Regions from separate parts of the Mus musculus genome. Here region 1 is linked to region 2. A link is a loop called in an ENCODE intact Hi-C map of the cell type or tissue named here. Cell type or tissue: left cerebral cortex. All regions are shown on one strand. Each heading gives the region's core, and the rest is flanking DNA. Links, peaks and the distances in the headings are about the cores only. Region 1 overlaps Unc5c (unc-5 netrin receptor C). Region 2 overlaps Unc5c (unc-5 netrin receptor C).

Region 1 (2,926 bases), core at 280-2,779, 140 kb before region 2:
GAGAAGCTTTCGAAAAAAAAAAGTAGATCTCGAGTTGAAATCAGCCCAGGGGAGGAGAAAAACCAACCACAACATGGTTGTAGAAGCACAGAGCGAGTATTATTTATGAGTGAGGGAGTTTTGCAACTGTGGATTAAAGACAGACAGCAGTCATGTTAAACAGGTCCTTGGGAAATTCTCTGAGCTGTAGGCAACAACTTTCCCCCTCTCTACCCCTGCTCTAATTGGTTCATTGAGTATTGCTGGGAAACCTTTTCTCCAGGGAATTCTCAGGGCTCCTGACTTCCAAGAATGAAAGATTTTTACTAGGAAAGGCAAGGGGTGTGTGTGTGTGTGTGTGTGTGTGTGTGTGTGTGTGAGTGAATTTTTGCCTCCTTTTACGTCACAATGTCTCTCTTATCTGCCACCACTAATATTATGTGTGCTAACACCTCCAAGTTTAGACCAGAAAATTATTAATATCTATTCAGAGATAATTCCCTTATTGCATAAATTTAGTGTTTTTAAGACAAGTAACACATTTCTTTCCACAGGAGAGGAAAGTACTTTCATAGCTTTATGCATGTTGGTGTTTCACAAATTGACAGTCTGTTTTGATAATAGCCAAATTTGATGGCTACTCTCTCATATATGGCTCAGCTGGGAGACAAATTCATGTATTCACTATGGAGATTTACAATAAAGAAAAATAGACAAGTTGGCCTTTGTTAGGCAAGTAATTCTGTATTCTAATTTAGAGACTGATTAAAAGTCTTCAGAGAACAAACTTTGCAAGCACATGGCTAAAAATAAATGCTGGATCGTGGCAGAGTGTGTTGGTTTATACCTGTAAGACTCCCACTTAAGTAGGCTAAGACATGAGGAATGTAAGGTCAAAGCCAGCCTGTGTAACAAAGCCAGATCCTGTCAGTAAAACAAAGAAATCATTACATTATAATTAACATCAGAGTTAAGTGGGGAAGAATCATTTAAAGTATCCATCTTTGTACCCTGGGATAGGTCATCATGAGAATCCATGCAAATATATTGGAAACAATTCCCCTAAGGAGATGAGAGCATCCTGGGAGCTGTACTAGGCTAACCTTCTTTGTGTATGTAGTGTAATTGTTGAGATTTAAATATAACCGTCCCCTTATGTGTCCCTTTTATTAGCATGAAAAGGGAGAGTGTGCTCCATTAGGCCTTAACTGCACATAGCACTTTTATGACTTAGGTCATGGCTTTGCTGGAGCAGCAGAGGGAGCCACTCTAAGAAGAAACACAATCACTGGGGGCTGTAGTCATTTCTGGAAGATGGTGTGGATAGAAGCTGAGTCTAGACTCCGGCCTTGAAGTTTTAGCCTAGATCCCTTTTACTTGACCTTTGCATCTGTGCAACTTAAAAACCAATCTGTTCTCATTTCCTGCAAACTACATTTTTGAGCTTATTTGAACAGAGTGTGTACGAGAAGTAGTATGCCAGAGGGAACAAGTCCCAGACTGTTTGCTGCTTGTTGGAGAGTTAGACTTGAATAAACTTTATCATCGGGATAGATCTACCAGCATATTAATTTCTGAACTGTAACCCTGTATACAGATATGTTCCTTGTGTCAAGGTGGCCAGGATTATCCCATGAGTGGTAGTGGTAATGGAGACAGTTCCAAAAATTTTGTACATAGAAGATTAATGGTATTTTATACATACAAGATTAATTGGTTGGAAGTAGTAAGGAAGGGACACTTGGAAGTTGAACTAGTCCAGGCACATACTCTCATTCATTCATTCATCCCACCATCTCTCATGCTGGCTGTGAACTCATGAGCCACCTACCCACCTTGGCCCCTACCCCCATTTGTTTCTGGGATTACAACTGTGTACCCCCATGCCCATGATGGAAGTGGGCTTTTCTTGAAGTTAAATTTGCATTTCAAAAGTATTACTTATATTCAGATGCAACCCACCCCCACCCCCAGCCTGAAATCTGGCAGGAAGAGAACATCAGGGGTAGAGCCTGCCACCCTATCGTTCTGCCACTCCCACTGCTGCTGCCTGCCGCCTAGCTGTTCTGGAGCTATCATGTGGTCACCTGAAACTGGACTCCAAGGATGATTTGGTGGGAATGGGCCCCTTCTCCTTCTTCATAACCCGGTGTCTCGGAATAGTAAAATCGAACCTTGATCAGACTGATGTCTTGGTTCCGTTCTTTCCCGAGTCACCTAGTTCCCTCTTCTCTTCCAGATTCCAAGATGCCTCCCGGGCTAGAACCCAGACATGTGGGCCGCTGGCCGGCCTCAACATTCAGATACCTCCCCTACTTTGGTAATGGGGATTGAATCTAGGTACCTGTACATGTTATGATAGCAAGTGCTATGCTATGACTCTATGGCCCCATGCCTACTACTTAGAGTCAGTGGCTATTTTGTCTGGCTTTGGGGAGGTACAAGCTAATAACAGTGAATACCATGTGCCTGTTTTAGTTAGCACAATGCATCATAATTCCTCGGACACATCCTAGCTATATGACTGTGATATGCCAAGTTATTTGACTATTCTGTACCTCAATTTCCCCACATGTAAAATGAGAAAAATATATACCATAGGTCATACTAAGGCTAAATTAGTGTATGTAAACCATCTACAGTGATAGGTAGTTCACAAAAAAAATTATTATTCCTTGACTTCCAACTTTGTAAAACACTGGCAAAAAGTGAGTCAAATTCACCAGGCCTTAAATAGATCCACACTCTATTTGAATTTTCACATTTAATTGCTTGTGATTGTAGTGAACATATAAAATAATCACTGATATTTCTTTGCATGTTACTTTCTGACCAACTTTTAAGACAAACTGAAGACTTTGAGAGGCCTTAATGTTTACTTTTACTTAGAGTTAAAACAAAGGTATTTTTTCCTGAAAATCTGTGATTCTGACTTAAATTATTGATA
Region 2 (2,926 bases), core at 174-2,673:
TAGCACCATCCCCAAGAATGTCATGGTATAAATGGACATCTTGACAATAAGAGACATCATATTTTTCCAAACTAACATTAAGCAGTTGAAATATCCTTTATTGTTAAGGGCTGACCATAGAAAGCAGGGAAACTATTTTTTTTTAATAATAGCAGTTACTGGTTTTCATAGTGGAAATGTATTTAAAATGCAAGTGATGGGAATTTCAAAAACACTGGAGTCTCTGGAAAGACAAAGAACCAGTGATTTCATGATCATTTTGTATGATTTTGGTAACATTCCAAGGTCAGTCACTGATACTTATTTCCATTTCATTTTGAAGCTATAATTTCCACTAGTGGTAAATATGGCTCAGGATAACCATGAATATATTTCAATTTCAAGCAAATATTTAAAAAAATAATAGTAACAATAGTGATAAGAAAACCATCAGATATTAGGAACCTGGTGAAATCCCGTGGTGTGGGGCTTGTGGTTATGATGAATCACCTGACTGTGACTTGTCACTGTATCCACTGAGGGACACTGGGTTGATGGAAGCAGAGAGTAACTCTGCCAGAGCTGATGGTGTCCTATGAGATCATCATGGCTAATGATGTCTGCCCACACTCATTTAGTAATTGAGGAAGACAGCATCCCAGAAAAACATGTTAATCTACATGGTTAAATACTATAGGCTAAGAACGGTTGTCATCTTGATCTTCACTTAGAACCTGGAGGCCTGCGTTACGTTTTTTCAGTATCATTTTCCTCACTTTATCATAGTTTTGAGGAATAGGTGGGGTAGTCATAGATTCCAGTATTCTTTATGCACAGTACATTTAGAAAATGAGGCAAAGTTCAGCCAGGTGAACACTTGAGAAGTCAAGTTCAAGTGCATCTTTTCTTCATCAATGAGAGAGGAAAACAACCCAAATGCTGTCATTAAAAATAGAATGTACTTTTGAAAGTTATCTCTAATATGTGGGGTATGACCAGACCCCTTCCAGAAAATACTCCGAAGATTAGCAGGCAGACATTGTACATTACTTAAGAACTGTACACAGTTGCATTATTAATGTCTGTTTTCTCACTGACGGTATAAAAGTGATTCTTAAAGAAAAATGGAAGAGAATGTTTATGTGCCCTTTGCTTATCCCTCCCCCCACCCCAGCCCTTCAGAGTCTATCGACTCTTCATCAATTTAATTATTGTGTTATAGCTGTCTAATGTACTTGCCACACAGGAGGCTAAGTAGTTTCCTTCCCCAAGGTAGTTTTCTATTGCTGGAAAGCCATCCGTCTGTGAGTCACGCTGGCCTCTTTGGAAATATCCTCCCATTGATTTCCCTACTAGAAAGATCTTTAAAGGATGATTCAAGAAAACATAACAGACCTACGTTCGTTTTCTTAAATTTAGATTGTGATATTCTTCACATCTTCTGGAACGCACCAAGGCTAAAATATATTTTAAGTACCTCACAATATATTTTAAAGAGCTGGGAACAACCACAAAGAGAGAGAGAGAGAGAGAGAGAGAGAGAGAAAGAAACATCACTAAAACCTCACATTATCTTTAGGATTACCAACAAATACTTTAAAGTTAGATTAGATTAGTTTGCCAATTTAGAAAGAATTGAATCAATCTCTTAATAGTCTCTTTATACACTGACGTAAAGGAACATGGATTTCCTGTGAGGTTTGAAAGATAAAAATAAAGCAAAGACCTTGAAACAAGAGATTAAAAACACATAAGAAAGCAGAAGACTGGTCAACTTAGAAAGAGAGACCATCAACCAAGAAGAGATGATCCATGAACACATGGGCTAAGCTGAATTATTTTCTTTCCATTAATTAAGAATTATGGTTAAAATATATATACTGTCTCCTGAAGGGGAGCAGTATTTTAAAAGTCAGTAGAAGTAAAATAAAAATTAGTGAATATTTATTGAGTACTATTGACTTTGCTGCCCAGAAACTTTCAGCAGCTCCCTGCTATGTGTCAAACTATGTGACTGCTGTTCGTCTCTACATCCACACTATTTTTTATACAGCCTGTTTCCTCAAAAGTTCTCCTTGATATACTGAAGCCAGTATTTTGCATCCTGTGGGGTCTTTTTTCTATTTCCCATCTCCATCCCCTTCTCACCCTTCCTCAGGCAAACCATAGTCAGCTGCTATGGACAATTTGAAGTAGCCCTGGATCACGTACCTGGGATTAGAACAAAAAACATTCTTTTAATAGTTCTGTGTTATTTAACGAAACCAGAATTCTCACAAGACAGCATGGCTCCCCCAAAGTCTCTAGTGTTGGAAACACCAACGTCTCCGTAATCTTACTTCAAGGCCGTGTTTAGCTATTCCTTTCCATATTCTCAAACCCATGTACAGTCTTTCTGAAAACATTATCATGCATGTGCATGCATGCAAATATTATAAGACACTTTGTAGAGTTGATGTGGCTTCTACAGACTCAACCTGCTTGGAAAGAAATGCCAGCTGAACCATCTCAGTGGAACCCAGGTCTTTTTCACCTTTTTTTCTGTTTTTTTTTTTTTTTTTTTTTTTTTTTTTTTTTTTTTTTTTTATGACTGCCATACTTAGTGTCTTAGAAATTTCCACTTAGAAATAACTGAGCATGGTTGATGCTCTGTTTCCCCCATGATTGACGTAGCATTGAGGTCCTCTAGGACACAAAAGCATTTCATGCTCAGTGAGTCTAAAACATAATCTAAATACCTTACAGTGTATTTTTTTTAAAAAACTTTTTTGATGTATGACAGACAAATAACTAAAAGCTCAGACTGCCTTTAGTGTCTCAGAACAAAAGTTTTAAAGTTATTTTAGGTAGCTCAACAATTTAGAGAGAAACAGAGCAAACTCCTAAGAGAATTCTAAGGAAAAAATGCTGTCAAGGAACTAGAATTTCCAATGGGTAGAGAAGATTC

The links. A loop is a pair of places that touch in the nucleus more often than their neighbours do. Peaks named below come from ENCODE experiments on the same cell type or tissue, not always from the same donor. Only the 100,000 strongest peaks of a DNase experiment are listed, where the experiment ranks them.
Region 1: a loop joins it to region 2, with 2.1 times the contacts of the local background. A loop is called at or near these places in 2 of 42 quality-filtered maps.

What each region holds. Positions count from the first base shown.
Region 1 is chr3:141,468,295-141,471,220 of GRCm38, forward strand. All of the region lies in intron 1 of Unc5c (unc-5 netrin receptor C), which reads left to right. Among named protein-coding and RNA genes, the nearest start is that of Unc5c, 4.2 kb to the left of the region's middle. In left cerebral cortex, for the core only: a CTCF peak has its summit at 1,235 (motif pointing right); a DNase peak (open chromatin) is centred at 1,251.
Region 2 is chr3:141,612,691-141,615,616 of GRCm38, forward strand. All of the region lies in intron 1 of Unc5c (unc-5 netrin receptor C), which reads left to right. Among named protein-coding and RNA genes, the nearest start is that of Gm15689, 69 kb to the right of the region's middle. In left cerebral cortex, for the core only: no CTCF peak of the experiment used is centred there; a DNase peak (open chromatin) is centred at 1,311.